Linked DNA regions of Homo sapiens: region 1 is linked to region 2. The links are chromatin loops, found by intact Hi-C in ENCODE. Cell type or tissue: CD4-positive, alpha-beta T cell. All regions are shown on one strand. Links, peaks and the distances in the headings refer to the core of each region. The heading gives the core; the rest is flanking DNA.

Region 1 (14,562 bases), core at 6,354-8,853, 93 kb before region 2:
TTGATTAAAATAGTTAAAAATCATCAGTTTAAAAATGGAGTATCTTAAAGAGCTGGGCATGGTGGTGTGCACATGTAGTCCTAGCTACTGGGGAGGCTGAGGCAGGAGGATCATTTGAGTCCAGGAGTTTGAGGCTGCAGTGAGCTATGATTGTGCCTGTGAGCAGCCTCTGCACTGTAGTCTGGATACCATAGCAAGACCCTGTTTCAAAAAAAAAAAAAAATCCAGAAGAAATTTTGAAACAGGTTGCCAGGAAATTGGATTGGCATTTTGTTTTAGAATTAGAGCCTGGTCTTTTGACCCATACAGGTTTTGTCACTTTAGTTGGGAAGGAAAGATTTATTGATACTAATGGAAAATTAAAAATGAGTCACAAATTCTTACTTTGGAAATTCTCTTAGGGAGCTTTTTTGTTTTTAACCTTGAACTGTAGATAAGTAGATGCCAGAGAAGTGGCAAGGATATTTGACAAAAGTAATAACTACTGAGTGACATTTTAAGCACTGACTCAGGTTCACTGGTAAAATGAAATCAGTGCTGGAGAAGTTGTGTGTTCATTCTTTTGGGGTAGAACATGAAGCCAAATATCTTCAACCTATTTTGAAATTCAGAGCTATGGGCTCTACTCTGAAGGCTTGAATAAGTTCGGTTGCTGTGGCCTTTTTGTGACTAGACATTGGCAAATCATAGTTCTATTACTTTGGCTCACTTAAAAAAATGTTAATAGCACAACAAGCTGACTGTAGTCAATAATAACTTAATTATATATTTTAAAATTGAAGAGTGTAATTGATTGTTTGTAACTCAAAGGATAAATGCTTAACAGGATGGATACCCCATTCTGCATGATTTACTTATTTCATATTATATGCCTGTATCAAAACATCTCATGTACCCTGTAAATACATATACCTACTATGTGCACACAAAAATTAAGAATAAAAAAAATGTTAAAGGCCTCCCATGTGCCACATACTCTGCAAAGTGTTAGGGATGCCAGGATGACGGGGATGTGGTTTTTGCCCACAAGGAGCTAAAAGTTGAGTAGGAGAATGAATTTCCACTTTTGGTAGATGAGGCAGGGCAGAGGCCTGCTCTAATGTACAGATGTGTATGCGTTTAGTATATGCATATATGCTTTATATTATGTAACCCATATTTAATTACTAAGTTATTTTATTTATTTATTTATTTTGAGATAGGGTCTTATTCTGTCGCCCATGCTGGAGTGCAGTGGGTCGATCTTGGCTCACTGCAACCTCAGCCTCTTGGGTTCAAGTGGTTCTCATGCCTCAGCCTCCCGAGTAGCTGGAACTACAGGTGTGCACCACCACGCTCAGCTAATTTTTGTATTTCTTGGTAAAGATGGGGTTTCACTGTGTTGGCCAGGCTGGTCTTGAATTCCTGGCATCCTGATCCACCCGCCTCGGCCTCACAAAGTACAGGAATTACAGACATGAGCCACCGTACCTGGCCTAATTACTAAGTTACATTTATCAGTTTTCTGTTGCTGTGTAACAAATTATTATAAACTTAGGAGCTGAAAACAGTACTCATTTGTTATCTCACAGTTTCCAAGGCTCCACAGTCAGGCATGGCTTAGTTGGTTCTCTGGTCAGGCTGTAGTCAAGGTGTTGGCCAGGCTGTGTTCCCATCTGCAGGTTTGAGTATGGAAGAATCCACCTCCAGGCTCATTCATGTTGCTGGCAGAATTCATTGACTTGTAACTGCAGGACTGATGTCCCTGTTCCCTTGCTGCTTGTCAGCTAGGGGCTGCTCTCAGGTCCTGGGGAGCCCTTGTAGTGCTTTGCCAAGTGGCCCCTCACAGGCCCCATCATGAGGTGGCAGCTCGCTTCTCCAAGCCAGCAAGGGAGTCTGTCACTCCCTCGTTGCGGACTCCTATGTAGGTCGCCTGGTGTGGGGAGAAGCATTCTTTGTGGTATTCGGTTGGGTAGAAGCCAATCACAGCTTCCACCTACACTCAAGGGGAGGGAGTTGTACAGGGTGTAAGCAATTTGGGGAGTCACCTTAGAATTCTGCCCACCACAGTACCTTTCTGGTTATTTCATGGACTTCCGTTCCCAAGAAATCTGAGCGTTTGCGTCCTAGGAAGACTGGTGAGAGCAGCCCCAGTGGAGGAATAAAAACTAAGATCTGGAAAATCAGCAGTGGGTTGTTTTCATCTCTCAGCAGGCAGGAAACAGGAGGAGAAAGGAATGTCTGTAGGCTCCCAACACTGATGGGAAGGAGGTGTTTGGCTGGGGTAGAGCTCCGCAGGAATCTCCCAGGCTCCTCTAGCTAGGTGCAGCCGTGTTTTATCCGGCTGTCTTTACATGGGCTGATCACTCAGGAGTGGCATATGGCAGGAGCACGCTTTGGGGTACGAGCCTCCTGGAGAATGAACTGCAGCACACAAGCCAGACAGATGGTGGCTTAGTCCCCCTTGGACAAGAGTGTGTCCTGCACACTGGAGGGCGGGGTGCTGAGAGGCGCTTGTGGTGTCTGAGGCCGAGCTTTGCTGAGTTCACCTGAAACTGCTTTGGAGCTCGAGGCGGTCACCCGAGGATACCCGGCGCTCCACCTGGGACGGTGCGATGCCCACAGAGCATGCTCACTCAGTTGGGATGGGGATGCCAGTGACAGGTTGTATGGAATGGACAAAATCTGAAGCACCAGCTGGGAGGACACTCTCCTAACAGGATGGTGGGCAGGTAAAGGCAGCCTTGCAGGCAGAGTCACGAACGTTACCATCCCAGCAGTGTCACTGCTAGAGGGCTTGCCTCTTCCATGAAATCAGACATGTATTTCAGCAGAGGAATCACTGGGGCCTGCCCGTCTTAGGTGGGCCCATGTTGTCTTGAGACTGGATTGTCGTGAAAGAAGATGGTCTTTTCACAGCTTTTAGAGTGTGTATGAATTTTAAGAAGACCAGTCCAACAGGGATACTATCTGTTATTTGGCCTCTCATCAAAGAGGAGGCCCGTGCCTCTGCAGGAACAAGCGTGTGTCCTTTAACAGATGAGGACTCGGTGCCCCTGTGACTGAGTGGAGGCAGAGGGGGATTTTGTCCCAGTTTGGTAATTCTGTGCTGTAATTCTTCTCTCTTCCTTCCCTTTATTACTTGATGCCTATTATTGCATTTTTATTGTATTCATTTTGATATTTATGCCTCTTCTCGTGACAGCCCTCAAATATTTAACTGTTTTTGAAACTTGAGAGGGGGACACACAAAAAGAAACATGGCTCACAGAAGTTCTTCATCTTTCTTTCTAGCGGTTCAAGCTCTACGTTCGTGACATCAAACCTCCTGTTGGGCCATTTCCGAGAACTCCCATCAGTTTCTGTATAGTGTAAAAGGTAAGTGGAATTACTTGTGACTGTTCTTTGTGATGATGTCTGGGAAGCAGAGCTTGTCGCGGCAGGAGCTGCTCTGCAGTGGTGGACCTGTCTGGCTGCGTTTGTTTTGACAAGGGTGTGCCTCATTTGTGTGTTTCTTCTTTGGGGCTGGATGTTAATGGCTGGGGCTTGGGTATCTATTCACAGTAGAAGCTTGGGTGACACCTGTGTGTTTTCAGAGCCAGCCCTGGTGGGGGACAGTCAGTGGCAGAGCTGGGAGATGCCCAGAGCCCCCTACCTGGCATGCCAGCTTCAGCCTCTGGCCTCAGGATGCCCTGCTCCGCTCGAGACGCCATGTTTTCTCAGTTCATCTGTGATTTTAGTGATGCTTATTCTGTCTCATTGTCAGGCTTCACTTGATGTCAAAGAACATGAAGTGAAGAAATACATGAGAATTTTCAGGAAGGTAAGACATTCTATAAAATATAAGGTCCATTTTTTTCCCTATATTTTTAATGTGCCTGGTGGTGGGACTCATTGCTTATGGGAAATCCCTTTCTAGAATGTAAGCCTTATGAGGGCAAGGACCTCCCTCTCTCCCGCTTGTCTTCCTTCCTTCCATTTATTTTTTCTTCAGGGTCTAGAACAGTGCCTGCAGTGTCAGGAGCTCGATAAAACTTTTGGCAAATGAAACAACTTGATGAGGAATCCCCCCTGAAGCTCTTGGAGCATAACCCAGCCTTTTCCTTTCTGGTTGCTGTTGGCAGCAGAGGAGGCACCTGGAGAATCCAGGAGGATTTGTGGTGCTTCCTTGCTGAGGCACACAGACCCTGGAATGTAAATGGACTTTTTACAGTTGGGTGCAAAGCAGTATGCATGGCAGAGCAAACCACGCCTGGGTTCTGTGTGGGGGCAGCTCCTCCACTGCTGAGCTCGTGTGTTTCTCTCCTCTCTCCTGAGTGAATTTCATGCCCAATCGATTGGCTCTCGGGAAGCTGGGGTGGAAAGAGCTCACGGGGAACACCCAGACCGCACGCCTTGTGGATGTTCAGTGACTGACTAAATGCTTGTTATTCACACGATCCCTTTATTAACCTGACAGAACAGCACGGTGTTTGAAAATCCCTGCTCTTCGCTGGCTTGGTGGGTGTGGAGGAGCTGTTTTTCTTCCATCGTTTGGCACACCCACCGCCAGTTTGAAGTGGGCGGCGGCAGCGCCTCTCTACCAGGGCTGACAAAAGCGTGGGTGCAGTTTCATTTCTCTTTTATTGTCTCAAATACAGTTGCCATTGAATTGACCCACCAAAAACTAGCACTGTCTTCAAGTAGAATTTTACTAGGTAGCGGAACACACCACTGGACTATGCCCCCGAAGACTGAAACTTGAGTTACAACATTTCAGCAAAAGTAAAAATAATTCTTGCAAATGACATAAGTATCTGATTTTCCCCCTTATGTGGGGTTACCTCACTCATCAATTAGTTTAAGCAACTTTCAAAATTGGTAATGGAAAACTTTGTCTTGACTGTACTGGTATATGTGGATTTTAAATTAAATACAGAGCTACGTTGCTTCTCCTGATAATCAGAGCAGCTAAAGAAGAAATCACTATCTCTGCAGAACTGCGTGGCGCTTCATCGTCATGGGCAATTTTCAAGCACAGACTTAGATTGCGAGGCGTCGTAAGAACTTTCACACCTCTAAAATAGGTTCTTACAGCTGACTGTCCTGGAATTTATATTTGCTCTGTTACTTGCAAAATTTTGTCCCTTAAGCAGCTCACAGCTGGACTGTGAGACATTCCTAAGAGCTGATAAAATGGACAGGTGGTATTGCCTTCTTCTGCTTTCTGTCTGCTTGCCTGGGAGGGCCCAAGGAGGCCTAGAGCTTTGCGTTAACTGCAGGATGTGCCTGTCTCCTTGTACAGTGGATTTATTTGGACTTGGTTTTAAAATGCAGCCTGGTCCCCGTGTTTAGGTTGTTATTAAATGCACTTTTGAGTTTTTCCCTCCTCGATGAATCTGAAAACATATGCCCTTGCCATATGGCGTTTGTGTGGGGAACTCAGAAGCCACAGACCTTGGGTTGAGTTCTGGCGTGGTAACTTTCATTCACTTTGTTACCTTGGCAAGTCCTAACCCTCTATGAGTCTCAGCTTTTCTCATCTTTAAATGGGATAATATTTATCTCATGGAATTACTTTGAAGATGCCTAATTCAGCATTCCATGCACAGTCGTCACTCAACAACATGTTGGCTGTTATTTTCCACCCTAATGCTGGCTTTCTGCTGTGATCTGTGTGCTGGGGGGATTGGAGGAAAATAGCAGAGGTCCTGCTCTCTCTGTCCTCTTTCAGGACTACGGAAGTTTGCTAAGGAATTTCACACGGCATCCTGCTGGAGCGTGTGGGGGAGTGCTGCTGACGTGATTAAGCACAAAGGCACTGGGGTGTGGGCAAAGAAATCGTTAATTCAGGCTCCCTGCACCATTCCCTGACCTCCGCATAAGACAATGCAACCTCAGACTGAGATCTGGCTGGCTGTCAGCACAGACTGGAAAGGTGCAGCTGGAGAAAACTCCACCTCTCTTTTGGTTTTCTTCTTGGTCCTTAAGGGATCTGAAGGCACCGGTGCAGACCAGGGACCATGCGGATGTCTTCCAGTGTGAGACCAGTGGTCCCTGTGGGGAGACACACTGGAACAATGAAAAAATAACCTTAGACCCAGGCAATGCATCCCGACCTGAACTTCTATCTTTGCTCAATTTAAACTTTTTAAGGTAAAATCAAAGAGGACCAATAGTACTGGGAGAAGCAATCATTACCTTTGAATATAGGTCCCTGCTGTCTACACTGGTAAATAGAGTCCTGCTTATTTTCACCAGATGTGTGTATAAAGTGATCTTCGGCACCGTGCAATAAAACAGATTAACTCGTGAAAATGTTATCAAACAAAAAGAATTGGAATCCCAGCACTTTGAGAGGCTAAGGCAGGAGTATCGCTTGAGCACAGAAATTTGAAACCAGCCTGGGCAACATAATGAGACCTCAGCTCTACTAAAAAATCAAAAAAATTATCTGGGCCTGGTAGCTCATGCCTGTGGTCCCAGCTACTCAGGAGGCTGAGGCGGGAGGATCACTTGAGCCTGGGAGTTTGAGGCTGCAGTGAGCTATGATCATGCCACTGCACTCTAGCCTGGGCAGTACAGCGAGATCCTGTCTCCAATCTCGCCCTCCACCCCCCTCAAAACAAAAACAAAAACAAAAAATACCCACAAAAGACAATTGGAGTTGTCATGTGAATGACCATCTAATGCTGGGGGCTTCTAACTTGAGGAGGACTGAAACTCAGCCTTGAAGGTGGTTCCTGCAGGGGGTGCCCCGAGGTTTCCCACCTGCATGGGCAGTGGGGAAGCTGTGGGTCAGAGCTTCTGCTGGCCTTTCAGGTTGCTATCAGGGAAGTGACACCAAGGTGGCCAGTGCTGGGATCCTGGGAGGGATCCCAGGTTTGGGGGTTCTATTCAGGGGTCTCCCTTGGCTTCTGAAAGAGTTTCTGAGTTCTTCAGCCTTATTTGGGACCCCTCTCTGTGTCTCCCATGTCTCCTCTTACCTCCTGTCTCCTCCCGGACCTCTGTCTACCCAGCATCAGGGGACTGGATTCTGAAGCTCCATCTCACCATTGTCCCCGATTCTTCAACTTCAGGGTTGTATTAGTCCGGATTCATGCTGCTGATAAAGATATATCCGAGACTGGGAAGAAAAGGAGGTTTAATTGGACCTAACAGTTTTGCATGGCTGGGGAGGCCTCAGAATCATGACGGGAGGCGAAAGGCACTTCTTACATGGCGGCAGCAAGAGAGAATGAGGAAGAAGCAAAAGCGGAAACCCTTGATAAACCCATCATATCTCATGAGACTTATTCACTATCATGAGAATAGTATGGGAAAGACTGGCCCCCATGATTCAACTACCTTCCCCTGGGTCCCTCCCATAACACGTGGGAATTCTGGGAGATACAAGTCAAGTTGACTTGTGGGAACACAGCCAAACTCTATCATCCTGCCCCTGACCCCTCCAAATCTCACATCCCCACATTTCAAAACCAATCTTGCCTTCCCAATAGTCCCCCAAAGTCTTAACTCATTTCAGCATTAACCCAGAAGTCCACAGTCCAAAGTCTCATTTTAGGTAAGGCAAGTCCCTTCTGCCTGTGAGCCTGTAAAATCAAAAGCAAGCTAGTTACTTCCTAGTTACAATAAGGGTACAGGTATTGGGTAAATACAGCTGTTACAAATGGGAGAAATTGGCCAAAACAAAGGGGCTACAGGGCCTATGCAAGTCCAAAATCCAGCGAGGCAGTCAGATTTTAAAGCTTCAAAATGATCTCCTTTGATCCCAGGTCTCACATCCGCGTCACACTGATGTAAGAGGTGGCTTCCTGTGGCCTTGGGCAGCTCCACTCCTGTGGCTTTGCAGGGTACAGCCTTCCTCCTGGCTGCTTGCACATGCTGGCATTGAGTGTCTGTGTCTTTTCCAGGCACACGGTACAGGCTGTCTGTGGATCTACCATTCTGTGGTCTGGAGGATGGTGGCCCTCTTCTCCCAGCTCCACTAGGCCATGCCCCAGTAGGGACTCTGTGTGGGGGCTCCCTAGCAGAGGTTCTCCATGAGGGCCCCGCCCCTGCAGCAAACTTTTGCCTGGGCATCTAGGCATTTCCATACATCTTCTGAAATCTAGGCGGAGGTTCCCAAACCTCAATTCTTGACTTCTGTGTACCCGCAGGCTCAACACCATGTGGAAGCTGCCAAGGCTTGGGGCTTCCACCCTCTGAAGTCACAGCCTGAACTGTATGTTGGCCCCTTTCAGCCACTTCTGGTGTGGCTGGGACACAGGGCACCAAGTCCCTAGGTTGCATACAGCACGGGGACCCTGGGCCCAGCCCACAAAACCACTTTTTCTTTCTGTGCCTCTGGGCCTGTGATGGGAGGGGCTGCTGTGAAGGTCTCTGACAAGGCCTGGAGACATTTTCCCCATGGTCTTGGAGATTAACATTAGGCTTCTTGCTATTTATGCACATTTCTGCAGCCAGCTTGAATTTCTCCTCAGAAAATGGGTTTTTCTTTTCTATTGCATAGTCAGCCTGCAAATTTTCCAAACTTTTATGCTCTGCTTCCCTTATACAACTGAATGCCTTTAACAGCACCCAAGTCACCTTTGGATGCTTTGCTGCTTAGAAATTTCTTCCACCAGATACCCTAAATCATCTCTTTCAAGTTCAAAGTTCCACAAATCTTTAGGGCAGGGGCAAAATGTTGCCAGTCTCTTTGCTAAAACATAGCAAGAGTCAGTTTTGCTCCAGTTCCCAACAAGTTCCTCATCTCTGTCTGAGACCACCTCAGCCTGGATTTTATTGTCCTTATTGCTATCAGCATTTTGGGCAAAGCCATTTAACAAGTCTCTAGGAAGTTTCAAACTTTCCCACATTTTCCTGTCTTCTTCTGAGCCCTTCAAACTGATCTGATTTCTGCCTGTTACCCAGTTCCAAAATCACTTTCACATTTTCGAGTATCTTTTCAGCAGTGCTCCACTCTACTGATACCAATTTACTGTGTTAGACCATATTCACCCTGCTGATAAAGACATACCCGAGACTGGGAAGAAAATAGGTTTAATTGGACTTACAGTTCCACATGGCTGGGGAGGCCTCAGAATCGTGGCTGAGGGCAAAAGGCACTTCTTACAGGGCGGCAGCAAGGGAGAATGAGGAAGAAGCAAAAGCAGAAACAAACCTATCAGATCTCGTGAGACTAATTCACTATCACGAGAATGGCACAGGAAAGGCCCTCATAATTCAATTACCTTCCGCTGGGTCCCTCCCACGATATGTGGGAATTCTGGGAGATACAATTCAAGTTGAGATTTGGGTGGCAACACAGCCAAACCAAATCAAGGGTTAAGAGTGGCATTGAGAAAATCAGAAATGCAGCAAGGGCATCAGGGATGCCGAATGCCCTTGTTCATAGTTTGGATTAGAGAATGCCAGCCCGCAGGAAGAAAGTCCCGTGGTGGGAACACCACTTTCAGAGGTGGGAAAGAGAAACTTACCACCTCTGCCACTTCTGCCCATGGCCTGAGACCTGGGCCTCGTCTCCGCCTGCTTGTTGGATTCTGTCTTCTGTGATTAGAGTTTATTAGTTTCTCATCAAGCAGACCTGTGGAGTCATATGGGATAAATACTTTGACGCTTTGCTTTAAACTCAAATGCGCTAGCAGCTCCGTCAGTTCATGCCTAGCACAGCATTGTCAAACTGCTAAAAAGCCAGCAAATTTTCCACCTAAAATTTTGTGGGGGAGGCCAGGGTGGGGGATGTGGGGAAAAGATGTAAAAATAAACCCTCAGATTCTGGGTTGCTTGGTGGTGTGTGTATTTTTCCGTGGTGCGGGAGGTTAGAAATAGCATTGCTTTTTATGGGATTCTCAGCAGCAGCTTGAAAATTTGGCTTTGAGGATTTGGTCTCCCTGTGTGGGTGAGGTGAGTCCTCTGGTGCGGTTTGGGGGGCAGTGCACCCCAGCACCTCCCTGTCCGTTTTCCGCCTTCCTGCCCCTGCTCGAGGCCACCCGGATGAGCTGTGCTCGAGTGTGAAACACGCTTTGCCAAGGTCAGGTTCCTGAGATGACTCGCCCGTGGCAGCTGGTGCCAGTGTTAACAGACTGCATCGCAGCAGTCCCCATAAGTCACATCAGTGCATCTGTGAGGGCAGTCGCAGGGAGGGGCGTCCTTTGGGGATGTGGCATGTCGGACGGGCTGTGCCTCTCAAGCCGATGTGAGACGACCTCCCCTTGACGTCCTGACATTGGTTGGGGGCGTGGGCTGCCCTTTCAAAGAGAGTCCTGAGGGATTCTTGAAATTTGTTATATAGTTCTTACAAATGGAGGGAGGTTGCAGCGTCCCTCTCAAGTGCAGTACAGAAGCGAAATGTGAAGGAGACAGGCACTGGGACAGTGTTTGTAAGCCCCAGGGGCCCAGGGGCATCTGTGAATTCCTTGAAATGTTGCCAGTTCCTGGGGAGAATGCCAGGGCTTTGATAGGATTCTCAGGAGGGTTTTGACCTCCAGAAAGGGTTAAGAGCACTTGCAGTGGAGCACAAGGTGTGTGGTTCATTTGGCTTGGGGCAGTCACTTCAGTGATGGTCAGATTGGAGGTGTCATGAGTGGGCAGAGGGTGACATGGACAGGCTTGCCGAGGACAGTCAGGGGACAGGATTCTGTTGTCAATTGTGTAACTTAACATGGGGGCCATTGGAGGTGTCTGCTGGGCTTTTCCTTTGTAGGCTTTCTTCTTGAAATTCATATAATATTTTAAAGTTGGCGTGCTTCCTGCAGGAGGCTTCGTGGCGATGCTGGGTTAGCTTAGTGAGCTCAGTGCTTGGGAGAGGGTTCCGCTGTGCACAAGGGGTCTGGGGTCTGTCTGCTTAGCCTGACGCTTTAACAGTTTCCCTCTTTTTGTCCTGGGATCTGGTTTGCTGGGGCTGTCCACATTTTTCCATGTCTTTCTTGAAACTCGGGGGTTGTGGTAGGGAAGTCAAGGCTGCACCCTTGTTAGAGAATGGTGGGGGAAACTCAAGCCAGTCCTTCAACTCAGCTTTCACAGCACACTGTTAACTTTGTTTCTCAAACTTTTTGTCCCTTTAAAAAAAACTGTGGTAAGATATACATAATGTGGAGAAGTTGGAACCCTTCTGTGTTGCTGGAAAAAATGTAAAATGGTTCAGTTGCTATGGAAACAGTATATTTTAACCATTTTTAAGCGTACGGTTCTGTGGCATTAAGTACATTCACGTTGTGCAACCATCACCACCATCCATTTCCAGAACTCTCTCCATTTTCCCAAACCAAAACTGTGTACCCATTAAACATTAACTCTGCATTCCCTCTCCCTCCAGCCGCTGACACCCATGGTTCTACTTTCTGTCTCTATGATTTTGACTGCTCTACATACCTCATAAGTGGAATCATGCAGTATTTGTCCTTTTGTGTCTAGTGTATTTCACTTAGCATAAAGTCTTCAGGGTTCACACACATTGGAGCCTATCTCAGAATCTCCTTCCATTTTAAAGCTGACTCATATTATGTTGTCCTTGGAACAGGAAGACGAGAGCTAGAGATACAGTTGGAAAAGAAAGTTAGGGTCAAACTATAGAGTTTTGTTATTTATTTATTTTTAGAGACAGGGTCTTGCTTTGCCACCCAGGCTGGAGTGCAGTGGCACAATCATAGCTCACTGCAGCCTCAACTTACTGGTTCAAGCAATCTTCCTGCCTCAGCCTCCTGAGTAGTTGGGAATACAGGTGTGTGTCACCATGCCCAGCTAACTTTTAAAATGTTTTGTAGAGATGAGGTCTCACTATGTTGCCCGGGCTGGCCTCGACCTCCTGGCGCCATGAGGTTTTGAATGCTCTGCATAGATTATCCCATACGATGTGGGAACCACTGCACTTTTCAGAGGAGACAGTGTCATTAGATGCGTGTTTAGGAAGCTGAGTCTGGTGGCTGAGGGTGGGAGTCAGTGGAGAAGGAGACGGAAGCTGAGAGGGCCAGCCAGGAAGGACAGTGAGGAGCTGTCCCTGGCCTGGGGGACAGGGCCTGAGCTGAAGCAACAGCTGTGGAGAAGAGGCCTGGGGTGGAGGGATCCGTGCGCCGATTGTGTTGGTAGCTGGAATGTGCAGGGCAGGTGGGGCAGAAGGTGGATTGCAGAGTGACTTTTGGGCTTCAGTCTTGGGTAAAGAGAAGGTGGTCTGAGCGGAGACAGCAGCCTAGGAGGTGGCGCTCACTCCGAGTGGAGAGCCTGGACCAGCCCGTGTGGCTGGATGCGTCTGGAGGGCAAATGTGGGGAAATGACTGGAGATTGGCTAGAAAGCAGTCAGGCTGGGAGAAGTCACCACACACAGAGACTTGGTGTCACCCGCAACAGCACAATCCCCACCAGGACGTAGAGGAAATAAGAAAGCAGCCCTCTGGAGAGCAGGAGAAGTCTGCAAATATCTTAGTATATCTTTCTATGAAATACTGTCCCATAAAGTACAGAAAGATACACTCAGATGTCTTGATCTTGGTGCTGTAATGACATTTATTATAGTATAATCAGGATGATCTGTTCTGTTATCAAGTTTTTGTTTGTTTTTCATGATTTTTCAAAAAACAGTTGTTAACACTTTTTAACGTTTAGCCCAGGTAGGAGGATCACTGAAGGCCATGAGTTTAAACAGTAAGGTTGAAATGAGTTTGCCTTCTGTATCTCTTGAGTTGTATCTGATAAAGAGAAACTACCCGGTGCTTCCCTCTGGAGAGTGGGTGCAGGGTGGGGACATCCTCTGGATAAGTAATTGGCTGGTGACTACGACGGCGCCACCCTATGGTGTGGGCTTCTGTAACCTTCTCCACTGTCTGCCCTCAGGTTATGGGGTGGGGCGGGAGGTGCCCAAATTCTTATTCCTACACTCTTCTGATTTCACATTGAACTTAGTGTGGATGGATGGAGAGAGAAACACTTATTATGAGGATTGGATTTAGTCCCAATTGAAACCTGGTAATCAAATATTTATTTCAGAGAAAATGCAAGTAATTAATATAAGCTTCCTACAATTTAGAATAATTAGTGGAAGAATGACTAGAAAATACTGACATTGGTTCAATACAGAGAAAAACGTTAAAAACCTTATCTCACAAGAGGCAAAGACATTAAGGCAAAATGTACCTGCATAACTAGTTTTAATTTAGTAATTTGGGTGTTTAGGTATTTTTAGAAAATCTCATATAAACGTAGAAGCCGTCAGATAAATGACCAGATGCTACTATTATCCTCTCCAAAGTGATCACTCTATTCCGTGAAGAAGGTGGAATGGGAACAATTACTAATTTGTATTCCTTTCACATTTTGAACTGAGGATTTACTTCTGTAGTAATCCTAATTGTAATATTTGGGTGGTGGTTTTAATCAGTAAAATGTCTGGCAGTTTTATAATCCTCTAGATAAATGTGAGTTGAATGTAATGCAGAATGAAATAGGCAAATGTCCCAACCTCAACTTCAGGTGAATAAAGGAAAATGATATCCTTTTAGCCACCTTCCATTAGCTTAGCCAAAATTACACTGATAAAGGTCTCTTCCCTATCTGTTTAAAGGACACGTGTATTGAAACTGAAAGATTAGTTTAGCTATCCATATTAGAGTTGTTTATATTAAAATTGTGTCCAATTTATAGTAAAGAAAAATTTAGTTGCTAATAGGACCAGATACACAACTTTGGCTATTTCAAGTTAAAATATTGCTGAAAAATTCTATTTCAACAATCTAAAAATAATCTGTAAAGGTGTTAGCGCAATATAGTGACTATGAAAGAAAAGCCATGCAGAAGTCACTCTGCAAGGTGAGTCATGGGGCCACAGTAGCAGCCCCGCAGACCGTGGTCACTCTGCAAGGTGAGTCACGGGGCCACGGTAGCAGCCCCACAGACCGTGGTCACTCTGCAAGGTGAGTCACGGGGCCACGGTAGCAGCCCCACAGACCGTGGTCACTCTGCAAGGTGAGTCACGGGCCACGGTAGCAGCCCTGCAGACCGTGGTCACTCTGCAAGGTGAGTCACGGGGCCACGGTAGCAGCCCCACAGACCATGGCAATTGACCGCACCTTCTGCACTGTGATGACACCCGCAAAGCATGAGGACCTCCTGATATGACTGTCCTACTTAGAAGCACTTAAAACACCACCTAGGAAAGAAATGAACAAGCACAGAGCTTTGGCAGGAGAACTTAGGCACTGTGGAAACAGCCTCATCCAAGCCCCAAGCCTTCAGGCATTTTGACATCTGGGGACTTTTAGAAACACCAGTCAGGCCTCATAAGGAGCTGGGACTCTGTTCCTCTTTGCAACAATTCAGAAGGCTCCACTGCTTGGTATTTTCCACATGGCTGTAAAGGTCCCAGCACTGGAGCTGTTTAGCAGTTGTTTTGAATATGCTCTTGTGTCAGTCTTCTGAGTTCTAAAAGTAAAATTGTTCAGTTCCAGCACGCATAATGGTTTAGTTCCTAGGGACTTAAATCACATCATATTCACTTTCTCATTTGTCTCATTGCATAGGTGTATAAACTGAGGAAATGAGAGATTATTTGAGGCCTAGACTATTTGTGGTGACTAACAGTGTTAAAGGGAGTAAAAGCATTTTGTAGAT
Region 2 (14,562 bases), core at 6,012-8,511:
TAGCAGATAAAGGTGTGGAGCCCAGGGGATGCTTCCTGCACCAGGCGACAGGTTTGGTGGCATTGGCGCACGGTTGGCGTGGAAGCCAAGTTTCTAGAGGGAGCCGACAAGAAGCTGAGTGTGGGACTTTGGGGGATGAGCTAAGGAGGAAGAAGGAACAAGAGAGGAAGAACAGAAGAGTCGGGGGCCCTGCAGAGAACGGGGGCCTGGGTGTCTGAAGAGCAGGCGTGGGCTCAGCACTGTGGGCATGTGAGGTGTGCACTGCCCCGGCCTGTCTCAGGGATGCCTGCTTTCTGTGTAGGGAGCTGCAGTTATGCACAGCCTTGCCTACACCAGAACTTCATATTTAAAGTGAACACATACTAAAATCATAGGCATAAAGCAGCTTTCCCACCGAAAGCAACTCTGATTTTATCCATCCATTACTCTACCTGTCCATCTCCCCTGGGGGTGAGCCTGCTGTGTGTCGGATGCCCTTCCAGGGACTCACAGAGTGCCTCCTGCACCTGCGTCATTGAGATTTCTCCAGTCACTTTTATGTGGGTTTGGGGGACCAGGTTGTTTGGGAGCATCTTCAGTTTTGGAGGATGCTCATGGCCAAAGGCTCACCTGAACTTTGTGTAGGCTGTTTGATGACTAGCTTAATTTGCACTCTTCCTGAATTCCTTCTTCCATACACTTTGGCACTCTGATAGGTTTCAAGTCCCATCTTTGTTACCTGGGGACACTGGAGAGTGGAGAGGCCCAGGGCCATGGGGAAGGTGGCAGGAGCCCTGGCCTTCATGGACTCAGCGGTCCTGGCCTCAAGCTATTCTCCCGCCTTGGTCTCCCAAAGTGCTGGGATTACAGGTGTGAGCCACCGTGCCAGGCCAAGCCATGATCTTTTTTGCCAGAGCCAGCTCAGTCATTGTCCGTGTGTGTCAGCGGTGAGCTGGACGTCAGGCTATAGAAGGAATGTGGAAGCTGACTATGGGAACTGGCTATGGGAGGACCGTGTGCTTTTACCCCAGGCTGAGGCCGGGCTCACAGGCAGGGGACGTGGGAACTGATCATAGCGACCACTTACTCACCTTCTTAGGGTGATCTGGTCATTTTTCAGTTAGTAAGTGTTTATAGAGCACCTGTATTTGGTGCTGGAGGTGTAGGAATGAAACGCATTTTCTGCCCTCTAGTTGCTGTCCAACCTGGTGGAGACAGAAAAGGGAAAAATATGCGCAGGTGTCAGGCGCTCTGTAAGAGGGCATGCGTGTGGGGAGCCTGGGGGCCTGTTGGCCTCAGTGGGCTGTTGGGTGGGCGGCCATGGTCTTGGTGAGAAAGTTGCTGGCAGGGGCACTGTGGGCGTCTGCTGGTGTACTCAGGATGGCCAGAGCATGGCACGGGGTCTCCAGTTGGGGTGGAGGGAGATGAGAGTGGAAGGGAGGCAGTGTTCGGACCGTGAGAAGACACAGGTGCCCCGGAGTGTACACTGCATCTGAAGTGCACTGGGGAGCCTTTGAAGAGTTCTAAGCAGAGAAGTGATCTGAGCAGATGTGTGTTTTGAGAGCCGCCCCTGCACTGCAGCACCTTGGATAAATGCTCTGATTCCCTCTGAGTAAATATTGAGAGTGAACTTCATGCTCTTTAGATAAATATCCTTTCCTTGGTGTCTTTTCTTCTGATGCCAGGCGTCTGGTAATAAACTCCACGTGGGCTTACGCACACAGATACAGATGCCTCCTCCCATGCCTTCTGTTTCCTCTCAAATCAGAGGCAACTGGAAGGGTAATTCAGCCCCGCCCTGCAGCCTGACCACGCCTGCCACCCAGGAGCGAGCCGTGGCTTGGAACTGTGGGGGATTCTGGGAGGTTTTGCGCTCTTGCCACTAGAATGCGTCTCCATTAGCATGGAATAGTCAATGCATGGACATTTTTAATCCTCAGCCAACGCACTAATTAAATTCCTGGTTGCAGGTGGCCTGCCACACAGGGAGCTGTGTCCATAGCAAAGTATTTTCCAGGAAGAAGTGGGTTTCATATCAGGACTGTGAGTCACAGTGCAAAATACATGCGCCAGCACACATTCATACACCACTGCACAGAAGTTTCTGGAGAAGAACTTGCCCTCACCTTCTGAGATGTATTTGTTCTTACTCCTGCATTTGCTTCATAGACCACTAATGGGTTGCAATCCGAAGTTTGGAAAGCATTGTCTTATAGGAACATGGAGTCCAGGGTCCGGAGGTGGGGCTTGTGGTCTCTGTTGCTGTGCTGGATGGACACCGAGGGGAACAGGCTGAGGATGGACCTGTGGAACCACATCTTAAAGACGTTATTTAAATCTAATTTTCAGTTTGCCTTTATTGATTTGAGCTGACTGTGTTGATGCCCCTAGTGACTCTGGTGGGTACCTGCTCTGTGTCAGGGACTCTACAGCGGCACCATATAGTTTAATAAGGAGATGGCACCCTTTCCGTTTCTTGCTGTGCGGAAGTGGCCCAGAGAAACCGCGGGAAATGCTCCATGGAGACTGCCATTTTCTGTGACATTGGGCCTTATGCTGCCTTTAGATGTAGGCAGTGTCTCTTTCATGGTTTTTTGTTTTGTTTTTTTTTTTTTTTGAGATGGATTCTTGCTTTGTCTCTTAGACTGGAGTGCAGTGGTGGGATCTTGGCTCACTGAAACCTCCGCCTCCTGGGTTCAAGCGATTCTCCTGCCTCAGCCTCTGGAGTAACTGGGACTACAGGCGCGCACCACCACACCCAGCTAATTTTTATATTTTTAGTAGAAACGGGGTTTCACCATATTGACCAGACTGATCTCAAACTCCTGACCTCATGATCTCCCTGCTTCGGCCTCCCAAAGTGCTGGGTTTATAGGCATGAGCCACCACACCCGGCCCCCTTCATGTTTCTCAATTCCTACCTTTTCTCACCGGAAAACATTGCCAGAATTTTCAGACTAAGCTGTGGCTCCTGGCGGACTCTGTTCTGAGAACCCGGGTGCCGGTGGGCAATGCGCCCACCAATGCGGTGGGAGGCTGAGGGAAGACTCTCCTTTCTGGCACAGGTGGCTGTGGGACTGCTGTGCTCCTCTCACACCCAGGCTCCAGGAGGAGCAGCCACACAGAGGCTGAGATGGGGGGGCCAGGGCTGGGAAATGCTGTGGGTGTGGGCTGACTGCTGCCATCACCTCTAAGAATGGGGGGCTGCCCCAGGAAGCCCAGTGTTCCATGCCCTGCTGCTGCTGGAGCCCACCTCACAAATGTTAAGCCCTTGCCGCCGCGTTGCTGTGAACCGTTGTACTCCCTAGCATAAACCCTGTGAGTGCACTGGTGCACTGTCCACTAGGGAGGCTGAGTACATCAGAACCCACAGTTGGCCGGGCGCAGTGGCTCAAACCTGTAATCCCAGCACTTTGGGAGGCCGAAGCGGGTGGATCACTTGAGGTCAGGAGACCAGCCTGGCCAACATGATGAAACCCCATCTCCCTTAAAAATACAAAAAAATTAGCCGGGCATGGTGGTGTACACCTGTAATCCCAGTGACTTGGGAGGCTGAGGCAGGAGAATCGCCTGAACCCGAGAGGCGGAGGTTGCAGTGAGCCGAGATCACACCACCACACTCCAGCCTGGGCAACAGAGTGAGACTCTGTCTCAAAAGAGAGAGAGAGAGAAAGAGAGAGAGAAAGAGAAAAAGAGAACCCACAGTCAAGGAACTGCTGAATTTAGCAACAAACATCTTTTTACTAATTCATGTCTTTATTTATGAAGGAAGTTTCATTATAGGATTCCTTAAATAGCAAGAGTTTCTGTATCACATTTAGAACAGCATTAGGTTTACCCTGCTTTTACTGTGCTCTGGACCCAGCCCTTGAGTGTCTAGAGACACTCAAGCCATGGTTTCTACTTACATGGGACGGTGAGTTAAAGTTGATGATATTTAAGAGCAGTTTTAATTCCTGAATGCCATAATTCTGCTCAAATGTAAAAGGTTAGTTTACCATATATTTCATCACACTTGATCTATTGTCGAATTCACCAAGCACTGCCGTGTGCCCTTGCCAGGCATGCCATCAGAAAGGCCGGTCCCTGCCCTCAGGAAGTGCTGGCAGCCACACCCCTGTGCACCTGTTCTTCGCAGGGCAGACCTGGAGGTTGTTCCTCTCTACCACAGTTGCCTTGGGGGTACACGTAAAGGTGGTGTAGTTTTTTTCCTGGTTAGCCTTACTTTTACCTACCTTTTGAGAGGAAGAGAGGATTTGCTCGTCAGCAGTATCTTTTGCTGAACACTAAGCTAAATTCTAAGGGAAAATGCAAATAAAAACACCTTGCCCTTGAACTATTAGAAGAAATGAAAGAGACAAGATGAATGCAAGAAAAATACAGAGAACAAAACAGCACACAACAAGCAATTATTTATGTTAATTGGTGGCAGCTGTACAGAGCTGGGATGGGCGTGCTGGGAATGCTAGGCCGTCTGGGTGTCCTGGAGGTTCCTCCAGGGTGACTGAGAAACTGAAATGAGGCCAGCTCTGCAGGGTTTTTCCCCTCCCTTCCCTGAAGCTGTGGAATGGAAGTTGAATAAGACATTGCACTGAAGATGAGGAGGGTATGGTCCGGTACTCAGCACTTCATGTTCATGCTCCATGTCCTGGGCAGGGCTTGTCTGTGTTAATAAAGTTTTATTGGCATGTAGCCACACCATGTGTTTGTGTGTTGTCTGTTGGGGCTGCGTCCCTGTCTTCTCGGCAGAGCAGAGGAGCAGGGGCCGAGGCGGCATGGCCTGTGCAGAACCGTTCACCATCTGGGCCTTTGTGGGAAGCTTGCTGTCTGGGCTCCAGTTGCGTCTTCATGTAAACTCAAAGTAAACACATGTACACAATAAATATCAACAACGGATTTTCTGGCTAGGGTCTCGCAGACTAACAGATTTCAGTGGAGCTGGGTGTAAGCACATCTCTGTATTTATTCCCAATTATTTTTATCATTTTTAATGGAACTCTTAACAGCTCACACTCCTTTGGCATCCTCTACCACAACTGTTTAATGTGTGTGTGTGTGTGTGTGTGTCTTTTGAGCAAAGGCAGAAATCCCTTGTTTTGATTTCCTTTTCTCATCGCAGCAGTTGTAGCGCTCTGGCTTTATACGCTTTGAGAACCTAAAAAGCAACTGGGTCTCAACACCAACTCATGGCCTTTTTTTAAGTTTGTGTATGACATTATACACATATGTATAAATATATGTGTATTTTTGCTTCAGTGGAATGAAAATGTGCGTCACAGACTGTATGTTCAATGTTTTCTTTAGCTGCTCACAGTTATAGGATTGTGCAGAAACGCTTAGCTATCTTTGTTGCTTGTGTGCTGACTAATGAAATAATTGATTTTTCCTCTTTTGCATTTTTAGAATCAGAAGATTATTTTTTCAAGTAAGCTTATACTATAATTCAATGATTGATGGTTGAGATCTTTGCTCATATTTTCATTTTCAGAGATTAATATATGCATTTTGAAGGAGACAGTGTATTTAGTAAAACAAACTGAAATAGCTCCCCTTTTATATTTAAGCAAAATGGATAGAAAATCAGTAACTTGCTTTTGAATAGTACCTGGCAGTTTATGTGGTATTTTGCAGTTCAGTGTAGAAATAAATGCTACTTTTTTGTGACACAGCACACTTTTAGCTGAAACGTGGAGTATACTTTTACCTTGTACATTTTCATTTAGACTGGATTTTAAAGCTACCTTAGTTATTTTTTATAATAAATTCCAGAGTTTTCCAAAATTCTCTCATTTCTTTTAAAATGACACGTGTACAGTTCCATTCTTCTTTGATAATATGTCTACATTTATAAATATTTTCTAAATATTTCACATATTTCCACCATGCAAACGTGTGGAAATGTGTGAAATATTTAGAAAAAATGTGTACGTTTGATCCTCAACCACGTGGAATTTGCTTTTACCTTTTAGAGAAATCACACTTGGAGGTGATGTCATGTGTCCCTGATAATTACACGTAAATGTTGGCTGTTTTGTTACCTTCTGACCCACATAGGTCGTCTCTTGGGATAGCACAGGTAGCAGAGGATGCTGCAGAGGCCAGAGCCCTCCCAGCCCTGACCCCACACAGGCTCCTATGGAGGCCGGAGCCCTCTCAGCCCTGACCCCACACAGTCTCCTGTGGAGGCCAGAGCTGGGTCATGGACTGCAGGCTGCCGATGGGAGCAAGCTCTCATGCAGGAGTGGCTGTCTGTCCATTGTTGGTCTGTGGAGAAGGTTCTAGAGCCAAAGAACCTGGAGTCTAGAATCTCACTAATTAGATGTGGTCCCCAGCAGCATCAGCATCCCCTGGGAGCTGGTTGGAAATGCAGCCTCTTGGGCCCTGCCCCGGACCTGCTGAACCGAATCTGCAGTCACCACATCCCCGGAATTTGCAGGCACCTTAATCTCAGGAAGCTCTGGTCTGGATCTTCGCTTTCCCAGAACAGCCGTGCATCAGAATCACCTTTGGAGCTGATGAGACACTGCAGAGTCCTGCCCCAGCCCCGACAGATAGTGATTCAATTGGTCTGGGGTGATTCTGCCACCCAGCCAGGAGTGGGACCCGTGCTCTGAAATGGTCATCCCTGTTGGCTGAGGGGCGATTGAGAAGGCCAGCACCTGCTAGGTGTGTGTCTGGAAGTCTGCAGCAGCTTCAATTACACAGCCCAGCTGCTGGGAGCCTCATCTTTAGGACTCTATCCCCAAGTGGACATCTTATTCCTAAAGAGCACCCCAGGCCCTGGACCTGTGTGTAGGTGCCGTCTGCAGCCCCATGACGGGGATGGAGATTTGCAGGCGTCTAGCCACCCAGCCTCCACTCCCTTCCCTTCCTGTTCCCATGGAAACAGATTGCGGGAACACTGGGCATGGTGCTATCTTTACCCGGTTTTTGGCGATCTGAGGTCTGTTTCCATGGGAACTAGAAGGGAAGGGGACGGTAGTGGAGCAGCTAGACTGCTTTTAGATTTTGATGGCAGCCTCTGTGCTCACTGTAAAACCTGCTTTGCCCAAGTTTACCTCTAGGCCAGGGGTCCGTGCAGCTCTGAATGCAGCCAGGACTCATCTGGAGGAGAGGCCGGTGGAAAAGGAGGAGAAAAGGAGGAGGTCTGAAAATATCCTTGAAAATGCCAGTCATTCCCTTTTCCTCCAGGAAGCCATTTTTAGGTGTTGGTATAAGTTATTTAAATGCCATCTTTAGTTATTATTTCTTGTATGGTTTTATTGAACATAATAACATGTTTTTATTCAAAGGAAGTGAGGAGATGAGTCATTTCGATAGGAGTGATGTCTCCGACGTGGGGAATCCCTGTGGCTCGGCAGTGCGAGTGAGTCACAGCTGGCTCTGTGTGTTGGGCTGGAAATGAGGGCCTGCTGGGTCAGGGCAGGGCCGAAGCTGAGTGAGATGGGGAGGCTTGGGTTGGTGGTAAGGACAAAGTAAAGTGATGCTGACCTATTTAAGTATTTGAAGATGAAAAGCTAAATTCTAATCTAAGCAGGCCCTGGCCTGAGTGAATGCTCTGAGTGTTCAGTTATGGAGTGGAGTTTACTGGGGCAATCATGGTGCTCTGCTTTTCCCTCCCTTCCCTCTGTACAGTCAGGGAACAGCACCCTCTTCCTCCCTGCCAGGGAGCCTGCACCTGGTGGGAGGCCTTCTCCTCCTCGTTTCCTCCCGCCCGCCAGCGCCTTGCTCTTCAACACTGGTCTTGTCCACCGGCGTATGTGTGTTTCCCGATTTCAAGTGTATTTGTTAATTATCTAGTTTTTAAGTAAAAATAGAGGGTAGTTTTGGTGATTGCCTGGGGTATTGGGGATATTTGGGGAGCAGTGGCCCAGATTATCTTGGTGAAAGTGGCAGCAGCTTACTTTCCTTGGAGGAGTGAAATCAAGTCCTCGTTCTTGCCGTTTGAGGGAACTGTGTTCACTTCATCAGACTCTGGGAGGGAGGGTAGGCACGAGGTTGCTGTCTGTTGCGGGAAAGCTGCCCCTCCCTGCCTGTCCTCCCAGGCTGTGCGGGCACTGGCCTCTGTCTGAAGAAATGTGCTTAGGTCTCCATGCAGAGTAGGGGTTGGAATAAATCGATTCCTACTTGTCAACTCCAGTGGGGAAGGGAATAAATAAGGGCCAGATTCTGAGAGGGAAAAAGAAAAATCTAAAGAAGACATGACTTTCCGTGCAGAGGAAGTTGGCGGTCAGGCTGGCGCGGCCCACGGTCGCTTAGATCATGAAAGGCCTCTCAGAGCCTGTGCATCCCCATGAACAGCGGCGTCAGCTGCCAAGCATGGCAGTTATATTCCCTCTTGCCAGCGGCATCCTGTGGTTTTCTCTGGTGGATCCCAGGAATTCTCCTGCCTGGATCTGACGGTGGACATATAAGACAGACAGATCCTTTCAGCATCAGGTATACACAGGGGCTTCTTCTGCGGGTGAGGGCACAGCTCAGGATGAGACGGCTCCTGCAGTTGCCGATCAGTGCCTCTGAAGCCCAGCAAACTCAGCACACCCTCGGCGTCCGGTGCTGTGGAAGACTGCTCTATCACACGCGGTTCCAGAGGGGCCAGTTCTGTCTTCCAGGAGGGCACGTATCTTTACCGCTGCCTGGGCTGCCTGGCGGGATACATGGTACCTGTCTGTGGTGCTTTCCCCATGAATAACCCTCACTTGCTTTTCCTGTGTGAGAGCACACGCACGGGCCTTCGTTACCAAGGCAGTGGAAATTGGTCTAATGAACTCTTTCTGCCTGGCCGGAGGCCTCCAGAACACAGCGGTGGGGTTTGTGGCCCCATTAGTTAGAGACCAGGCAGCCTTCCCCTGGGTTCTCTGCCCTCTGTGACAGCTGCTCCTGGGGACAGATGCACTTTCACATCCTGCCTCGCCTGGCCTTGCAGGAAGTCAGGAAGCTCTCTCAGTGCTCCCTGAAGGTGCATCGAGTCGGGACTACCCGTCAGAAGGCTTAGTGTGCCGGGCCCCGCAGGTGGCATTTGATGTGTGTCACACCCAAGAGCTCCTCTGTCACACTCTTGGGTCTGCTCACTGCCGGTAACATCAACGCCAGAGCCATCCTCTGACAGCACTGTTTTGCATTCTGTCCTTCAGACATCGGCTGAAATATGCATCTCCTTGGATTTCTGTGGCCAGATTAAGTTATTTCACCAACATGAACTGACTAGGCTGCGTCACGTCTGTTTCCATAACTTGGTCTGCCTCAATGATGGTTTTGCTGCTTGAATTGCAAGTCATTCTTGGAAAGGCTGGTCTAGAGGTTATCTTTTTTTAGCTCTTAGATGAGTGCCCGTGCCTTCTCCCAGGTGGTTGTACAACCCATGACTTTCCTAGGGTGGCACGCGATTAACTGCAAATAATTTCTTCTTCTGGTTCCCTTAAGTGGGAGAAATAGCAGAGTGGTTGAACCGAAGTTTAAGTTCTAAGAGGATATCAGATGGGCCTGTATCTGTTTCTCCTCTTCAGGCAATAGAAACCGCTTCCTCTCTCCAGAGGAAAGTGGGACTTCCCCTACCTTTTGTCATAATGGACATACTCAGGCAGTGAGGAGTCATCATTCCGCCAGAGCACAAACTGCTGGCCAGTCCCAAGAGCTTCGCGAGCGTGACCCGCCATTGAGCCTACATTAAGTTGCATGGAGCAATAGGCAGAGCCTCGCAGGCCCATCCCAGACAACACAGAGTCTCCCCTGGAAATATCTAAGAAAAGTCTTACTGGAGCATTTCTGTCCACCCCCACTCACCTTGAATTGGATACCGAGTTGTGAAAAATTATATAAAGTGGACAGTTTTTCTTTGTCCTAAAGGAATATATATTCCTCAGATAATGAATGTGAGCAAATGAGACAGAAGTGCTTCATGAAAGCTCAGCTGTTCCCTGTGTGTTTGATTTAAGAGGCACTTGTGGAGCTGGTTTGGAGCTTGGTGAACAAGGAATGCTTAGGAGGCTTTGTGAACGCAGGCGACTGAAATGACTCTGATCGTTCATTTCTGTAGGGAACATTGGCTGTTATATCGCTGATCAGTTTGTCTGAGCCTTAAGGTGTAGGGTGTTTTGCTGCGTGTCCTGGTGTGGCCCCGTTAGTTAGGGACCAGGCAGCCTTCCCCTGAGTTCCCTGCACTCTGTGACAGCTGCTCCTGGGGACAGTTGCAGGTTCACAGGCTGCCTCGCCCGGCAGAGGGGCATGGGAGCACCCTACTTGTCAGAAGGGTGGTTTGTTGCCCTCTCTGTGCCATCTTTCGTTCTCAGGGCTGTGTGGAAGCTTGAGAGGTGCATGTGAAGAACTTAAAAGGTCAGCACTTTACCAAGGGAACAAACCACACAAGAAAAGAGACGGAAGAACAGCAGACAGGACCCTGCGTGATGATTTTCCGAGAAGGAGATGTAAAAACTTGGTCAAATTTATTATTTTTCTTTCTATTGCTGCTTTTTAAATGTTATATTTCAGTATGAAAACATGAAAAAAAGCCAATCAAATATCAAGAGCCTCTATCTTTTTCCTTTTAAAGGCAAGTTTCTTTCTTGACATTTTTTTCCTCTTCTACTATTCTACCACATTTCATACCAAAAACCTCACCCACACACTTTCTCTAATTTTGTATCCTTTCTCCTGTTTCTCTCTGTTGTTAATTTTAGCTGGCATGGAATGATTTGAGCTTTGATTTTTATCTATTGGGAACTTTTTAAAAAAATCAAGACAAATTAGCAGAGGAACTAGGAGATGAATCTGACGTTGTATCAGTTGGGTCAGATCAGAACTGGAAGAGGGTGGGCTGAGCCGTGTTAGAGACGCGATTTCATCGGCCATCTGCTGAGGCAGGTTGTAGTAATTTGGGAGGGGTGGTAACTTCTCCAGCCCTCATTAGATCTAGGGTTTTGTTTGTGTTTTCTCATTAGATACACAATGGCTCCATCAGGCCAGTGCCATCATTGCTTCCATTTTACAGCCAAGGAAACTGAGGCTCAGGGGCTTTAAGTAACTGCCTAAGTCACACACAGCCTAGAATGAGGTGAACCCAATGTGGCCAGAGCCCAGACTTTTGTCCTCTGGCCCCTTTGTATAAGGCTCTTGTTTGAGCATGTTTGAAACAGTGTGGGGCTGGGCACTGCCTGTGCAGTAAACTCCCAGCCACGATGTCCCCCATGGGGCACCCCCAGGCCAGCAGCCACTTGTGTGTGGTGCCCAGATGCAGGACAGAGGCCATAGATTGAAAAGGAGGTGACCTAGCTGAGGCTCAGCTAGAATTCTGTGCAGTACAGTCAGCATTTATTGGGTACCTGCTGTATTCTAGTCCCCATGGTCAATGCCAAGGATAATCAGGAAGCGTTGTCCAGAAACACCTGCAGAGGCAGACGAGACACAAGGATCTGGGCCCCATGGTGACAGGAGCTTGGTTTGTTTTGCTCACTGCTGTCTCCCCAGCTCCTAAAATAGTGCCTGCCAGAGTAATGACCCCACAAATAGCTGTTGAAATACTGAATGAAGAGATGCAGCTTTGGTGGCGTCCTGCAGGCCAGAGAGCAGGGAAGACTGTGGGCCGGCACAGGTGTCCCAGGGAAGCCTGCTGTGAGCTGACAGCAAGGAGTGGCTTGGCAAGGGAGATGAAAATTGTTTCGTACAAACAGCTTGTCGGTTCATATTCTTTTCTATTCCCACCAAAGAATGAGACAGCTCCCCCTCCCTTCCTGCCCACACTTGTTAGCCTATGGTCTGACCCCCTTCTTGTTTGCCTGTCATGCCCATTTTAAGCTGATTTTATCTGAAGAAAGCTGGAGTGGGGGAGATCCCTGGGTGTGGAGGATTGCAGAGGCCTGCCCCTGCCCGCCAGCCCCCTGCCCGCCAGCCCCCTGCCCGTCAGCCCGAGCCCTCACGCCAGGCCACAGTGGGAGCAGAACCTCTACGGGGGTGGGGCTGGGTTGGGAGGGGCATTGCCGCTGCTTGGCTGGTGGCCACAGTGGAGGTGTCTGTGATGTGCTCAGACCGGGCTCAGACCAGAATGCACGTCTGCTCAGGGATCATCTGCCCCTGGGCCAAGCCCTGACCCTTTCCCATTCCCTTGTGCATGTGGGTGCTGTGGGAATGGCCTGGTTCGGGCCCTGGAAAGCAGAGATCTTCCCAGTATTCCCTGATTCCCAGCGAGCGGCTGGTGCAGGTGTGCACGGCTGTCTTCCTAGCATTGCAGGCTCTCCCTCCTGAGCCAGTGTCTCCTGTGGCCGCTGTGTGTAGACAGTGGAACTGGAAGCTTGGGCCAGGATCCAGACACCTGGTTCCAGCCCTGGCTTGCATTCCTCCCACACTCATCTTCAACCTGTCCCCTCTCCCTGAGCCTCTGGATCGCCTCCTCCACAAAGCACAGGGGTCGGATATATGACTCCTTGCGGCTTCCTCTGCTGCTAGATCATATGAGTCGATAATTATAGACTTACTAATGCATTAAGGACAGTTATCCTGTTTATTTTAGGGGGAACTCTCTCCAACTTGGTTTGAATATAGCCTCAGGATTTATCAAGTGTTGGATTTGTCAAGGTGACATTTTAAAGAATGTTCTAATATAATTATTGCTTTTCCTGTTTGCAGCCTGTGTGTGTCTTTGAATCGATGTTTTGGGTTTTGTACTTGCTTCCTGAATTGGTGACCTACAGCAAGGCACTACGCTACCCTGAACTACATTATGCTGAACAAGTAACCAGATCCCACTGAGCTACCCAGGGTGAGGATGGCTTGGAGGTTGTGTTACAAAAGCTACATGTTATTTTGCCCCCCCACATCACAGAGATGAAAAGTAGCATGAAAAATTCATCACACTCCAACTCAGTCTTCCCTGGCTATAGGCAGCCTGTTTCTCTGACTTGCTCTCAGATTTGCATTTCCATGTGGATTTTCTGTGCTTCTGCACTGTGTCCCTTTCTTTTGTTTCTCTTTAGTTTTTTTTTTTTTTTTGAAGAGACAGGGTCTTGCTATGTTGCCCAGGCTGGAGTGCAGTGGTGCAGTCACAGCTCACAGCAGCTTTGAACTCATGGGCTCAAGCAGTCCTCCTGCCTCAGCCTCCCCAGTATAGGTGTGCACAGCCATGCCCAGCTAATTTTTATATTTTTAGTAGATATGGGGACTTTCTATGTTGGCTAGGTGGGTTTCAAACACCTGGGCTCAAGCAATCCTCCTGCCACAGCCTCCCAAAGCACTGGGGTTACAGGCGTGAGGCACCGTGCCCGCCCACTGTATCCTTTTTTATGCCCATTTGCCCTCTCTCTCGGCCAGAGACATGGCCATAGGGGACTTTTTGGAATGGGAGGGACCTCCAGTTTCACCTCCTCATTGTATAAAAGAGGAGATGGGAGCCAGGGCCGGGAGTCACCACGGGTACCAGAAGCAGAGTGGGTCCCCTACCTGGGGCTCTCTGCCTACGGCTGGCTGCCTGGAGGCAGAGGTGTTTTATTTGTAGCACCTCCTTTTCTTTACTGTTAGGAGATCTTGAGACTGACTGGCCGTTGCCAAGGTCTGCACTATCCATGAGCTCTGAGGCACTCACATGGAGACGTGTGACATCTCCCTTGGTGGGACACCTGGTCCCAGCTCAAGTTGGAAATAGCTTCTCAAGGGTCTTTTCCCCACTTTTTCTCCCATCTGTCTCATGACAAGCCCTTTGCCTCTTTGATCCTAAATGAACATAGGGTGAGATGATGCATAGGTGAGCTGTGCCGTGCAGCTCTCAAACATGGTCATTTTTATTTTTTTTAAATTTTGCAGCAGAGCCCCAGTTTGCCGAGGTTTAGAATGACCTCTTTGGTTGGCAGCGTTCCTTTCTCCCTGGAACTTCTCTGGTGGGTAGAGTGGCCAGGGATCGGCATCCACAGGCCGGGGCTCGGCCCTGAGCGTCTGTGGGGCCTGGAGCAGTCGCCATGGCTGTGGAGCTGTCACCTAGGTAACCGACATTCCGCCAGCGAAACAGTCTGTCCACAGCAGGAGGAAATAAAAAATGAAACTGCAGCGTCAATTCTTTATGCACTACGGTTTTTTGAGTGCTACTTTGATTTTGGAAAAAAGGCTGTTTCACTTCTCCATTGGATTTTGGCCTCCGTGCCCCTGTGTGACCCTCACATTTCCTGAACCCCATGTATCTGTTTTTACAGTGTCTTTTAATGAAAGATATAATACGGACACAGTTCAGTTTGTATTCCTGAATGACTCTGAGGAGGACTGCGTTTCATATAAGTTTTTGTGAATAACTGGTAAGGCAGACATACCCTGTAACTTACTTGGTTAGGTTTGTGAGTGTTCATGTTTTTAAAATGTCCCTTCCTGTGGGGGTGTTTTTCCATTTGACGTGCTCTATTTCCTTAGTAACTGTTGCTCTGTTATGGGAGGGACTTAATGACATTTTTCAAGTGCAATATTGAATTAATTTATTTCCTGGTTAGTCCTGCCCATCTTCCCAGTATAAATAGAACCTCCATGTGTGTGTGCGTGTGTGTGTGCGTGTGTGTGCGTGTGTGCATGTGTGTGCGTGTGTGTGTAGAATGATGACCATGTGCTTGCTGCCTT

What was found. A loop is a pair of places that touch in the nucleus more often than their neighbours do. Peaks named below come from ENCODE experiments on the same cell type or tissue, not always from the same donor. Only the 100,000 strongest peaks of a DNase experiment are listed, where the experiment ranks them.
Region 1: a loop joins it to region 2, with 4 times the contacts of the local background. A loop is called at or near these places in 11 of 110 quality-filtered maps.

The regions. Positions count from the first base shown.
Region 1 is chr18:13,274,832-13,289,393 of GRCh38, forward strand. LDLRAD4 (low density lipoprotein receptor class A domain containing 4) reads left to right here. Exons shown (of 7, transcript NM_001378100.1): 2 at 3,274-3,357. Among named protein-coding and RNA genes, the nearest start is that of C18orf15, 43 kb to the left of the region's middle. RefSeq lists enhancers at 4,566-4,675, 5,380-5,880, 5,881-6,381, 11,485-12,038. In CD4-positive, alpha-beta T cell, for the core only: no CTCF peak of the experiment used is centred there; a DNase peak (open chromatin) is centred at 7,780; H3K27ac peaks cover 545 bases.
Region 2 is chr18:13,368,133-13,382,694 of GRCh38, forward strand. All of the region lies in intron 2 of LDLRAD4 (low density lipoprotein receptor class A domain containing 4), which reads left to right. Among named protein-coding and RNA genes, the nearest start is that of LDLRAD4-AS1, 52 kb to the right of the region's middle. RefSeq lists enhancers at 6,986-8,185, 7,186-7,315, 11,684-12,185, 12,186-12,685, 13,377-14,001 and a silencer at 9,418-9,712. In CD4-positive, alpha-beta T cell, for the core only: no CTCF peak of the experiment used is centred there; DNase peaks (open chromatin) are centred at 7,339 and 8,239; H3K4me3 peaks cover 749 bases; H3K27ac peaks cover 2,034 bases.